2 separate regions of the Mus musculus genome follow, and region 1 is linked to region 2. Evidence: chromatin loops called from intact Hi-C (ENCODE). Cell type or tissue: left cerebral cortex. All regions are shown on one strand. Each heading gives the region's core, and the rest is flanking DNA. Links, peaks and the distances in the headings are about the cores only.

Region 1 (5,000 bases), core at 1-5,000, 1.3 Mb after region 2:
AGTTGAGAATTGGCCTAAACTTAGTTGGGTTCTCTGGTTGATGGTGGCTCCTGCATTCACATGACATCACTCTAACAGATGAACTAATTGCATAGGAAATAGCTGGGAAATTTTAAGCGATTTTCATAGCATCTTTCAGAGTTTTTAAGTGTCTGATTTTTCTGCAATAAGGCGCTGCTTTTATAATCAGAGAAAAAGTACTTAACTTTGTTTTAAGCTACATTTCCACAATCTTATCCTTACATAACTACAAAGGAGAGCCTGGACGGGCGGGCGGGCGGGCTGGCTGCCGCCAGCAGGGATTTCATCAGTTCTCTCATCTAGAGGCAGTTCTGTGTCAAGACCCAAGAGTGTTGCTCGCTCCCTTGGCCTCTGTCCAGAGGCTTTCAAGTGCGGTTCTGGAGCTTTAAACCAGGGCCCTCCAAATTTACTAATCCTTAGTAAACATGACCCACGCTCTGCTTCAGCATGAAATTGCTGGGCCCTAACTTATGAGAAAGGATATACTTCATCCTAGAAAACACGAACTAGTTCTGTTTAAACTGTTTATAAGCTTTTCTGAATTGTCTGTTAGGCTGCTAGAAATACTAAGTGAGCTTTTATATTTCTCATATGCACCCCAGACCAGTAGTTTGAGCTGTCCTATTACAGTGTCTTTTGCTTCTGATTTATTGATCAAAGGTTTTCGTTTTGTTTTGTTCTGTTTCTCCTCTTGTGCTTGAATTCTACGTTCCTGTCTACAGTCTGGTTTCCTTATTTGCTTTTTCTCTATACTGGATCTTGACCCCTCACTCAGGCCCTTACGATCTAGATGACAGTGTTTAATAGAGTTTGCTGTAGGGCTGTCAGGGACCTATGTGTTTGCTTCTGGTCTAGTTGATTTTTTTTTCTTGTCCAATATAATAGCCATGGATGATTGATGACCTTTCTGCTAGCTATTCCCATAGAAGTTACCTCCTACCTCTTCTCTTGGGCCTTCCTCCAGCGTGGCCTGCGTATTGGTCCTTCCTTACTGTTCTCTTGGCTAAGCACAGGCATTACCTGTCTTTCCTGCACATGTATTTTTGAACCTCTGATGTTCCACTTGATAGCAGCACTTCACTGGATGCTGCTTGTATTTTTCTTTTCTGCTCTCATAAATTCTCCTTTATGAGGCCAATTAAACCCTTTCACCTGTCAGTCTTAAGTGTTTGCGAACAGGTTTTCACTCCCCTTGATAGTATTTAAGCTCCTTAAGTTTTGATCTTCATATCACTCAATTCCTAGCATGGTGCCTGATACTTAAGGGCTGGAAAAAAGATTTGAATTTAATTATGTGACAGCAAGAGCCTGAATGATAACAAATCTCTTCTAAATCTTCAAATACTTAAAATTAGAAAAATATTTGTGATGATTAGATCAAATATTCTGCATATTTTTGCAAGGCAAGCACAATGATAAATTCATTTTTATGTATTTATGTCAAATTCATTCTGCTTAAATACATGTGTATTTTTATTATTAGAATGTGAAGGTGTTTACGTATAGCCTGTCTCACTGACAGCATATTTGATGTACATACTTGCAAATTATATGCAGTTCATTTTATTTTTTTAAAGATTCAAGGTAAGAAAAAATCTGGTCTAGCAATAAGTTGCAGGGATAAATATATAGACATAAAGTCACACTGCAGTATTCTATAAGCATTGAATAAACCACATATATATTACATATACACATGTGGGTAACTAGCTTTGGAGCCACCTAATGGGGATCTCCATTGACGTGTTCTTCTCTGGAGATGACAACTAAGCAAACAGTACACTCTGCTGCACTTGTGCGTTTGCTCTATATTTTTACAGTAAATCAAATGTGTGGTGCTATATAACTGAATTACAGTCCAGTGGAACAAGTGTTATGGAGTGGTTAGACACGCTCTTTGACACTAAATTACCTGTGCATGGTGTGATTTTTCTCAGGAGAGGCCATGAACTCTCTTTGTTGCTCAGAGATTTCGGTTTGGCTGGTTTTACTGAAAATACTTTTCAGTTCAGAGTTCTAGTATACTAATAGGGTAAACGTGACAAAGGGACAGTGAGCTGATATGTTACTTGCAATGCTGCTTTTTATAGAAAGACCCAGGAAACAGAAAAATGGTTTCACAGAGGGGTGTTTCATTGGTGTGTGTGTGTGTGTGTGTGTGTGTGTGTGTGTGTGTGTGCGCGCGCGCGCGCGCGTGCGCATAGGTACATTCGCATGCATGTGTGTGTTTATATGCATTTTCTATCCTCACACCCACAAAGCAACACCATTCTGTAAGTCAGGGAAGTGCTGAATCCACCCTGCAAGTGAACTTACTTGTCAGGTGAAGCAGTAAGGGAAAAATCAGTCATAATTTTTGCTTGGCACTGTGGTTTGATTAATGAAGTTCCACTGTTAATAGTGCTCCTTCTTGAAATGCAGGTGAGGACGCCTTTGATGCTCTCCCTCCATCCCTCCCTCCTCCCCCACCTCCTGCAAGACACAGTCTCATCGAACATTCAAAACCTCCAGGCTCCAGTAGCCGGCCTTCCTCAGGGCAGGACCTTTTCCTTCTTCCTTCAGGTAGGAGTGAGTGAAAAGCCAAAGAGGGGGACAGGAGGGGGGGGGGGGGACGGGGCTGGAGAGATGGCTCAGTGGTTGAGAGCACTGACTGCTCTCAGCCAGAGCTCCTGAATTCAATCCCCAGAAACTACACTGTGGCTCATAACCATCTATAATGAGATCTGGTGCCCTCTTCTGGTGTGCAGGCATACATGCAGGCAGAACACTGTATACATAATAAATACATCTAAAAAAAAAAGGCAAAAGCAGCATTTTCTTTTAGAGCAAAGTACATCTGAGATCATGCTCTCAAATTTATGTTATTGTTTCCTGAGTCTCTGTCACATTAGCAGAAAGATTTCTGGATAGTGAGAGCTGTGATTGCCTGGTTTGCTTGACACCAGATCGATTTAATGACCAAACATCACAAAGATGGCAGAGCAATAAGGAATCACAGTGCTTGCACATGACCCAGTAAACAACTCCACACCCAAGTACATATGGGCAATACCGATGGAATTTAGTGGGTTATTTAATACTGTTTAAAAGGAGAGATGTAAAGTCAGACTGGAGATGTGTTAGTGGAGCAGAGTTGAAGGTTGCTAGGTTGGAATTGGGGTTGAGTTGTATATTGTACATTGTGTACATATATAAAGTTCTGAAGCAAAAGAAAGATCGGAAGGACCGAGGGAGCATGCTCTGCATATTATAGAGAGCAAGCGATGCCTTCAGATGACAGCAGAGTTCCTGAAAGACATATGACAGTGTGATGGGCCAATAGGAGAAGCACAATCTTTAGGTTCTCAATCCCCTATTTCCAGTGAAATGTTTTTCTAATAACGGACTTCAATATTTTTTTTCAAGGTGTGCTTTAATACCCTGGTTTTATTCAAAGCATAAGGTTTTATGTCCTAACAAGGTAGCTCTCCTAAATGTTTGTGTTAACAATTTTAAGCATGGAGATATATTGTCTTCAACGGGAAACAAATACAGTTTTCTATTAGTGCACATCTGTAGAGTGTGGAGCAGATATAACAATGAAGAGACTAAAGGAAACCCTCTGCACATCTTGGGCAGAATTATCAGAAAAAGGAAACACAGCCACACATGACAGCAGGCTATTGCTATCACTGTCTCCAGTCTCCCCAGTCTGCCTGGGGAGAGGTGTGTGGTCTGTGTGCCTTGCAAGGCTACCCTCCTGGACTAGCTTTGGTAAAGCAGTCTAGGTAGACGTGGAGGGACATGGCTGTAATCCCAGCAGCTGCAAGTTTGAGGCACAGGACTGTGAGTTTGACGTCATCCTGGGCTATACCAGATTTGCCTCAAGAATAGAAACAAATGTTTTTAATGTTTTCTGCACATTTCCACATAAGATAAATCATGGGAAATCTTTTAAGTGTTCTGATTGTTCATTGCTTCACCAGTAACTCATTGAAAGTCTGTGGAGCTGTTAATTTCCCCTCCCCATCCCTACCACCACGACCAATGGCTCTGTTTTCATCCTCTCTCCTTCGCTCTGCCCCCACTGCCCCACCCCCACTCTGCTTTACACTCTTCTCTTTCTCACCTGGTTTGATAATGTAGAGACATTGGAGAGAGTTCATGAAACACAAACTCTGGTCACCTAACAACACATGTCACTTTGCGTTTCAAGGGGCTGAATATGGAAAGAATAATTTCCAGTTGAGGTTTTCAACAGCAGTTGTCTTGTCTAGTGTTTGGTTCATTATTAACGCATCCTTCCCCCCGTGCTCATGGTTTGCCAGGGTGAGACCTAAGGCCAAGTGTCCTAAGGTCATCTGCTGCAAGCAAGAGTTAAGACAAGCATGCAGCCACAACTCTTGGGTGCTGAGCTTTTGGCAGCTTCTGGTTAGCATCCTCCTCTAGCTTTTGTAATGTACTCTCGATTTAATACCCGACTGGTGAAGCCTCTGTACAGTGGGCTCCCTTACAACAAAGTCAAAATTTCTAGAAGCTACCAGAAAATATTTTGTTACATTTTACAAAATGTGTGACCATTTTTCTAAAGAAATACAGTGGCACATTGCTAGTGGTAATTCTTCACTCTTAAGAGTAAAACTTGATGAAAGATATACTTACTAAGTCACAGTCCAGCTCACTGCTTTTACAATTGTAAAACTGAACAAAGGTAGCTGCCCAACTCACACTGCAGCAGCTACGACGGAAGTCTCCCTCATGCCCAGTGTTTTTAATTAATTAGTGGACTCATAAATTATTTTGCAGTGTTGAGATGAGTTCCTTGAAAAGTATGCCAACGTAAGGGCAGAATAGATATCTCATAAAAGGCTATTGCATTTTCTCAGACTATTATATAAAATCCCCATCTCTTTCTGATAGCCGTCTACGCCCTGCACAGCTGAGTCAGGGTGCCAGCCTTTCCACTGCTCCAGAGTTCAGCTTTCAGACTGCAGAGCCGC
Region 2 (8,028 bases), core at 1,544-6,543:
GCCTGGGTTCCACGGAGGCTGAGAAGTTCCCAGAACAAAATCATCATCCTAGCGGGGATACAGAGAGTAGATGACCAAAGTCCAGACTTAAACTGAAGTCACTTGGCATAATGATTAGAGAAGTCATTGAAATCAGCCACACTCCAAGGCCCAGAAAGCAATGAGCAACACACTTTAGTAGTCCCTGGGAGTTCACAGGAGAAGCAGTGAGAGCAAAGAGGGCAGGGAGGTGTAGGAGTTGGTTTTGAAAGAAAACGTAACAACACAGGCAATCCTCTGTTCGTTAACTTTGCCTGTAGGGCTCTGAGACTGAAGGTCTGATGAGAAAATTGAGTGGAAGAAAGAAGCAGAGAAGTCATCGCTCCTTCCCACAGTGCCTCAAGATTACTTGACAACTGGACTTAGTTCCCTTAGGGAAGGGAGTTCATGTTTGGCAAAGAGTCTCCAAGAGCACATTTAGTTTCCACTCCAGGACGCCATACAAACCTGTATCCTCTGTACATCTTTACTTCCCAGAATCACCCCATCCTGAATATAAATAAATATACAGTTATTTTATCTTTGAAACTATAAAATAATTACATTATTTCCCCCACTTTCCCCTCATCTCCAAATCCTCCTCTGTACCCGCCCCCTTCTCCCCTTCTTTCTTTTAAATTCACAGGCGCTTTTAACATGGCTGTTACACACACACACACACACACACACATACACACACACACACACACACACACACACACACACACACGAAGTCATTGTATATTCCTAAATATATAAGTACAGTCTGCGCAGTCTCTATAATGTCTTTTTGATTTCAGGGCAGAGTATTTGGTATTGGGTAGGCAATTGGCGTGCTCTTCCCAGGGGCCGGGGGTAAGAAAGGAAGACTATTTCTCATGCTCTGAGCATTCCTTTATTATTATTATTATTAGATATTTTCTTTATATACACTTCAAATGCTATCCTGAAAGTTTCCCTATACCCTCCCTCCTCCCTGCTCCCTTATCCATCCACTCCCACTTCTTGGCCTGGCATTCTCCTGTATTGGGGCGTATAAAGTTTGCAATACCAAGGGGCCTCTCTTCCCAGTGATGGCCGACTAGGCCATCTTCTGCTACCTATGCAGCTAGAGACATGAGCTCTGGGGGTACTGGTTAGTTCATATTGTTGTTCCACCTATAGGGTTGCAGACCCCTTCAGCTCCTTGGGTGCTTTCTCTAGCTTCTCCATTGGGGGCCCTGTGTTCCATCTTATAGATGACTGTGAGCATCCACTTCTGTATTTGCCAGGCACTGGCATAGCCTCATAGGAGACAGCTATAACAGGGTCCCTTCAGCAAAATCTTTCTGGCATTGTGCAATAGTGTCTGGGTTTGGTGGCTGATTATGGGATGGATCCCCGGGTGGGGTAGTCTCTAGATAGTCCATCCTTTTGTCTCAGCTCCAAACTTTGTCCCTCTGAGCATTCCTTAGTGGCCTGTAGTTCTTTATGTAGGACTGAGGCCTCGCTGTCTCTGCCCCATTCACTTTGGCCTATCTATAGGTGTCAGTAGCTACATGCATAAAGTCTCACCAACACAGCTGCCGAAGCATGGCCTGAACACGGATGACACCAAAAAGACATGCTAACATGGTGAAAATATTTATAAGCAGTTAATTCTAGAGTCACAGTGACAAAATCTAGAAAGTGGTAAATTTGAAATTCTGGTAGTGACATCTGACGAACTGTAACAAAACTGCAGATGAATTTTTTCTCTCAGTGCTAGATGCATTTACCAAATTGATGCACTTGTTGCGGGACATATTAAAACATGACCCAGCATGTCCCCGCACTACTGCTGGCTACCGGCTGGTCACATATCTCCAGCCAGGTGATCTCAACTTGATCTCTCTGGGCTGGAGCTCCTAAGTTCCCTTGGCATATTGCTGCCATACCAGCAACATGCAAGACCATCAGCCACCACAACACCCAAGCAAACCGGTAGAAACAAGACTCTTAATGACTGACAGGCTTCCTGCGTTACTGCAGGCAGTTCTCTGTCCAGTGGGGCTGGCCTCTTTTTATCTCATGGAGACTCTGACTCAGAACTCCAAAATATCTCCACCCAGCTTGCTAGGTTCCTACTTGTGGGTTGCTAGCACGCCAGCCCCATGCTTCAAAGCCCGCACTGCCTTTGTGGTGACCGTCAGGCAAACCCACGCTTTGCTGCCGTACCTTTCTCTCTGGAACCCAGCCACAAGCCTCCTGCTGCACGAATATTTTAGTGTGATTGGACAGGGAAAATCCTGTCACATGCACTTGCCATTACGTTTTATATTTAAAAAAAAATTGGCATAGGTGCAATATGCAACACTGCATTGGGGAGCAGAAACATAGACTATGATTGTTTATTAGGGGAAAACCAACTTAATCATTTGGCTTCTGTTTGGTATCATATGCTAAATAGCGAGGCAAAAATAAATACCCTTCACATATCTGCATTAAATATTGTCTTAGAATACTGTTAACATAACACAGCAATAAAGAAGGAAGTATTTCCCTAAGGAGCATTTCAGAGACGTTTCTACAAGCTTGCTTTTCCTTGCTAGGGTTTCATTCATTTAGCTTTATGGTTTCCAGAGTTCTGGAGTCTTGCTTCCTTCTCCAGCTTTTGCCTGGTCTTTATTTGTGTTATAGCTAATAGTTGTCCTCTTATCTATTTTCAAAGCTTCCCCATTTCATATTGTTCCTTTGTGAGATAGCTCTGACCCTGCTATACCGGAGGCTAGATGATGGGGGGAGGGGGGGGTTACAGCAGTTTTGTACAAGAGAATATAATTTCTATGCAATCTCTATCTTCACACCTGAACATTGATATAGACTCCTAAAAATGGTGTAAGATCCTTACCTCATGTATGTTTAAAAGTCTCTTTTAGAGTGGCCACACACACAAAAAAAATCATGAAGATATGGGAAAGCTGTTTTGAAGAGCTGTTCTAAATTTTCCCTGAACATGCCATTTTAAAACTTATAAAAGACAGAAAACTGTCACCGATTCAGCTTGGGTTTGATGTTTGTCCTCTGTCTTTTTTTGTCATGTTACCCCGGAGTCCTTGGCTTTAACAAGGCCCACTTTTCCCAAGATATGATCGTGCAGACTGCAGGTGCCCTGTAGCTCTGATTCCCCAGAGTTCCACGACAGCTCTGGTCGCTGGATGCCTGTGACACAGGCGAAGCTGAGTCCACAACTCCGGAGAGAATGCTGATTCCTGGATGGGTGACAAGGCATGCCGAGCCTTTGGGGACAGCTGAAGCAGGACTATACAAATGAAGGACAGCCCTGCTGTGGAAGGACAGGGAGGAAGCAGATGTGAGGGCAAGATTCAGGTGACAACCTGGACATTGGAGACACGGGGCACTACGGAACGGGGAGGGAAATCAGCTGGCATTTGACAGTCTGTGCAGAGGCGAGACCTGAGTGGAGGTGGTAGACACGGAGGCTTTCAAAGATTTCTGACCTTCTGCCTGCCAGCTTGGAATTAAATTTCTTGATGGAGCGGGAGGAGGGCAGCGGTGGAAGAGGCAGCTGCCAAGAGATTCCTGACCTGGCAACAGGAAAAAGGGATGCTGCTGCCGCCACCCGAGGTGCAGGGGCCAGGTACCGGTAGTCGGTAGATACGACACAAAGGACTCGGTGCCCTAGTTTGAACTGCTTGAGTGGTCTGGGGTGGCTTTTCTGAAGACAGTAGAAATTGTACAGCAATATAAGGGACAATATTGTGAAATTTAATGGTTTTTGGATCGAGCTTTTAGGTTGGCATATGGAAACAGTGAGCTTTGTCCTGTCCAAGAAGCATTATAATCCATTGTGGTAAGATTGATGATACTTACAAAAAGTGACATCAATATTGTCATCTTTTCAATTAAAAAAACAAAAAACAAACCAAACAAACAAAAAACACAACAACAACAACAACAACAACAACAACAACAACAACAACAACAACAACAACAACAACAACAACAACAACAACAACCAGCGATCTTGGGATTCAGTTACAGCCTCCTCTGTGCGGAAGACTTTTTTCCCAGGTGCTAGTACCAGTGGCTGGGCAAACACGGCTGGTTTTGGCAGGCAGTGCTGTTGCCTATGTCACAAAAATCCACTAGATGGCGCTGTTACTCAGGGCTTTGTGTTAGAGAAGCAGGGCTGTGCCTTTTGTGCCAAGGGGAAAACCAACTTCAGGAGAGGTGGATAATACTGTGTGGATTTGAATAAGACCTTTTCACCTGGCATTTTTATCGAAAAACAGAGACTCCGTATGTTGTGGTATTTGGTTGCTATTTCCCTTTCTGATTTTGAGCAGAAGCGACTGAATTAAATGTCTTCTCATGGCACTAAAGCAGCCCAGCTTTTATCCTCACATTCTTAATTGTCCCTCGCAATATCGCTTTTCAGCGGTATAATGAGGGTCGTGTCTTAGAAAATTTAGAAAATCACTGTACTCTGTGTGCTATATGTGGACTCCAAATGTTTCTCACGGTCTCTCTTCCAAGCCCCAGAGAACTTCAAAATGTCGTTTCTAATTTCTTTAGGGAAAATGTTGTAACGCTAACTTTAACCAGCAATAGACTCTGAGATTCATGCTCCAGCCCGAGGACAAATGTTGCTATGCATGTCATGTTGTTAAGATGCTAGACACACTCACTTGTTTTCCTGTTTAATTTATGTTTTCCCTGATTAACCATTGGATGCAAGTATAGAGTGAAGTTTTTGGTGATTTACATAAAATTAAAACAATAAAAATGCATTTATAAGTAAGTGTTTCTTGAAACATAGTTATAAGATTTAAGTGAACATACTAGACTACAAATCATAATCGGTAATAAGGAATGGCAAGAGTATTACATCAAAATTAAAATATCGTATACAATATATATTAAAAACAGAATCGGGGGCCAGTGAGATGAATCCTTGGGTAGAGGCCCTTACTGCGATATCTCAGAATCTGAACTACTCCTGGAGTCCATGACGTAGAGGAGGCATTAACTCCTGCCAGTCGTCCTCTGATATCTCATACTGTGCCACATGCATGCACACACGTGTGCACATATGCAAATACAAAAACATATTTTAAAATCAAATTAAGGCTGTAATTGAATGGGTGGTATAAAGTAAGTTAAGCCATTCATATATATATATATTTGAGCCTCATATATAACCACTTAACATTTGTGTCCAACAGTGCCAGAGCCAGCTGACCTCAGAACTAGGACTACATCAATCTGCTCTCTCCTCAGCTGTCACACCTCAGGATTTAGAGCTACAGAGCCCCGGAACTCTAGCCGAGTGCCAGCATCCACTAAGGGCTCATGCCAACTTTCTCTGACTCACGTGGGGATGAGAGGTTCCACAGCAAAGCTGCCGTACATCTTGAGACTTCGGGGATCGTTTACTACTTCCTCCTTTTTCTCCATCTCCTTTCCCACCCGTTTTTAAATTTTCTTTGCTTTCCTTCTCCGTCCTTCAGTTCCCTTTCTAGTCCCCCCCTTTCTGCCTGACTCCCTGTTCTGTTTCCCAGATGTGCGGCAATCACGTTAGAGAGACGCATGGTCACTTCTCTACTCCTCTCCAGTCACTCATAGCAAATGGCTGCCAGCCATGCAGCTTTGGACAGCACATGCTTCCAATTCGCTGTAGCTGGGGTGGTCAGAAGTGTGAAGAACCCGTCCCCGACCTTTCCCAGTTTCAGGGCCATGCTCCCTCTACAGCATCAGTTCACAACCTGTGGGTCACAACTTCTTTGGGCGGTTGAATGACCTTTCCACAGGGGTCTCCTAAGACCATCAGAGAACACAGATACTTACATTAAGATGCGTAACAATAGTAAAATTGCAGTTATGAAGTGGCAACGAAATGATTTTATGGCTGGGGTCACCACAACATAGGGTATTAGAGGATCGCGGCATTAAGAAGGTTGAGAACCGTTGCTCTATACATTCCTGGAGGACTTCATTCTTTGTGGGACCGAGGTCCAGAGCCTTCTTCCTGGCATCCTTTTGCTCCCCTCCTCTCCCTTCAAAGCCAGCACTGTAGCATCCCGAAAGGTCTTTCTTGATGAGAGCACAGCATCATCTGCCTTCCATGTCACAGTTCCCTCTGCCCACCTCTTGGGACAATTTGACTACATTTAGGATCCACTTAAATAATGTGAGTTAGCATCTCTTCAAGATCCTTCACCCAGTCACACCTACAAAGTTCCCTTTGCTGTGGAAGTTAACATTAAACCTTCCAGGGACCAGACCTTGTTGTGTCTTTGGATACATCCCTGAAGCTATCCAGATTTCAGTTTTCTTACCAAATGGTGTTATTTTTATTTATTCATTTAAAAAAATTTTTTTTCAGACAGAGCTTTTAAAGTGTTTAACACAGTGCCTGGCAAAGAGTGACCATTCTAAACTAATTTAAGTGCTAATAAAACTATCTATGATGAAGTCTAGTCACCATAAAGAACATCTAGTTTTTCATCTCCCATTAACCTTTATGGTATCATGGTGGGATCTCCATTCTCTACCGAATTCTTATGCAAAGTCAGTAGACTCCTAAGCTGCTCTGTTTAAAGGCCAGTCCTTGAATTCCCTTTTAGAAGTGTTGATTCTCTCTTCCCACTCTCTTTAAAGCCAATCTTATCATTGTGTTCTCCTTTAGTGTGTGTGCCTTAAACTCTAGAATATCCTGGAATATTTGATAGATGGTAATTAGTCAGAGTGGCATGCAAAAGTAACTGTGGAGCCTGGGCCATATTTTACAGTAATTTGAAGGTCTTGGATTCAAGGATTTGGGTACTGATTTCAAGAACAATGAAATAACATGGGAAAGTTTTGCATTGTTGTGCCTCCATTTGGGCTACTTTGCAAAAATATGATACACATTCCATCTATCATATAAATGACAGAACATTGTTTCTTACATGTCTGGAAGCTGGGGTTCTGTGACCAGGCTGCTCCTGTGGTTGACTTTCTTTTGTGGCCACACATAATAGGGAAAGGCTGAGGAATAAGGGCACCACTTCCAATCCACGAACCTACCCTCATGACAGCTTCTTCCCTCTCCAGAGCCTGTCTCCTAATTTCATCGCTTCGGTGGTTACAGATACAGCAGATAGATTGTGGCGCTCCAGTTCATTGTGGTGGTGTCATCAGGGAAGGCCAGTCCTCTTTCTTGTCTGAAAGATCTACACCTGGTAAACTCTTCCTTTCTGCACCCCGCTGAGACCCTGAGCTGATGTGCTACATGTTAGTTCTGGGTCTAGAAAATGACCAGGCTGTGTGAACAACAGGGGCTCACCTTTATCCCATGTTTAGTAGAGATATGTGGTTTCCTGTGTGTTGGTAAAAATCCACTGATTGTAGATATGATTTTGGCAGTGTTACAATGCACTCTTCTGTGCAGTGGGTCCCAGCTGCGGCTCATGTTAAGACAGAAAGGAATGGTTTCAGCCTCAGCCTGGTCTTTTAGTCAGGACATCATATAAGGAAAGGCACGAGTATCTTCCCAGTTGCTTCCTATACACAGCAACAATTTGTGGTAGTATTAGCAAACAGTCAGCACTCAACACAGGAAGAGCAACTAAGACAAAAAACGTGGTGGACTGACTTATCACTGGGCATTGTGACCACTTACCTGGCTAGATGTATTCTTGCCTCCTCTCAGTGCCCCTGAAGCGAAGATGGAGCTTGAAAGATATGTCCCTTTTCTCTTCAAATAATTCTACCAGCACTAAGCGGTATCCTGTGGCTGCAGAAGAGGTCAAGTTCGAGTAAGGTACAAGACAACCTTGACCCCAAATTAAAGCCTGCGGTGAGAATGAGGGGAGGTCTTCGAGGAGGTTGCGCATGGGTGGAGGGGAACATTTGTCAGGCCTTATTTGAATCATTGAGGAAAACAGTATAGTGATCCCAGGTTTAAATTTCAATGAATTGAACGTGTTCAACCATAAACAAGTAAAAACATCTATTTTATTATCATGTTGACTGCATGCTTCTATT

What was found. Hi-C counts contacts between places; a loop is a spot of excess contacts. Peaks named below come from ENCODE experiments on the same cell type or tissue, not always from the same donor. Only the 100,000 strongest peaks of a DNase experiment are listed, where the experiment ranks them.
Region 1: it touches region 2 in a loop (6-fold over the local background); 4 of 42 quality-filtered maps call a loop at or near these places.

Annotation. Positions count from the first base shown.
Region 1 is chr16:52,186,571-52,191,570 of GRCm38, forward strand. It overlaps Cblb (Casitas B-lineage lymphoma b), which reads left to right. Exons shown (of 18, transcript NM_001033238.1): 16 at 2,443-2,583. Among named protein-coding and RNA genes, the nearest start is that of Gm23513, 84 kb to the left of the region's middle. In left cerebral cortex, for the core only: a CTCF peak has its summit at 2,767 (motif pointing left); a DNase peak (open chromatin) is centred at 2,757.
Region 2 is chr16:50,837,744-50,845,771 of GRCm38, forward strand. No RefSeq gene overlaps it. Among named protein-coding and RNA genes, the nearest start is that of 1700116B05Rik, 58 kb to the left of the region's middle. In left cerebral cortex, for the core only: a CTCF peak has its summit at 4,159 (motif pointing right); DNase peaks (open chromatin) are centred at 2,152, 3,251, 3,438, 4,165 and 1 more place; H3K4me3 peaks cover 575 bases; H3K27ac peaks cover 527 bases.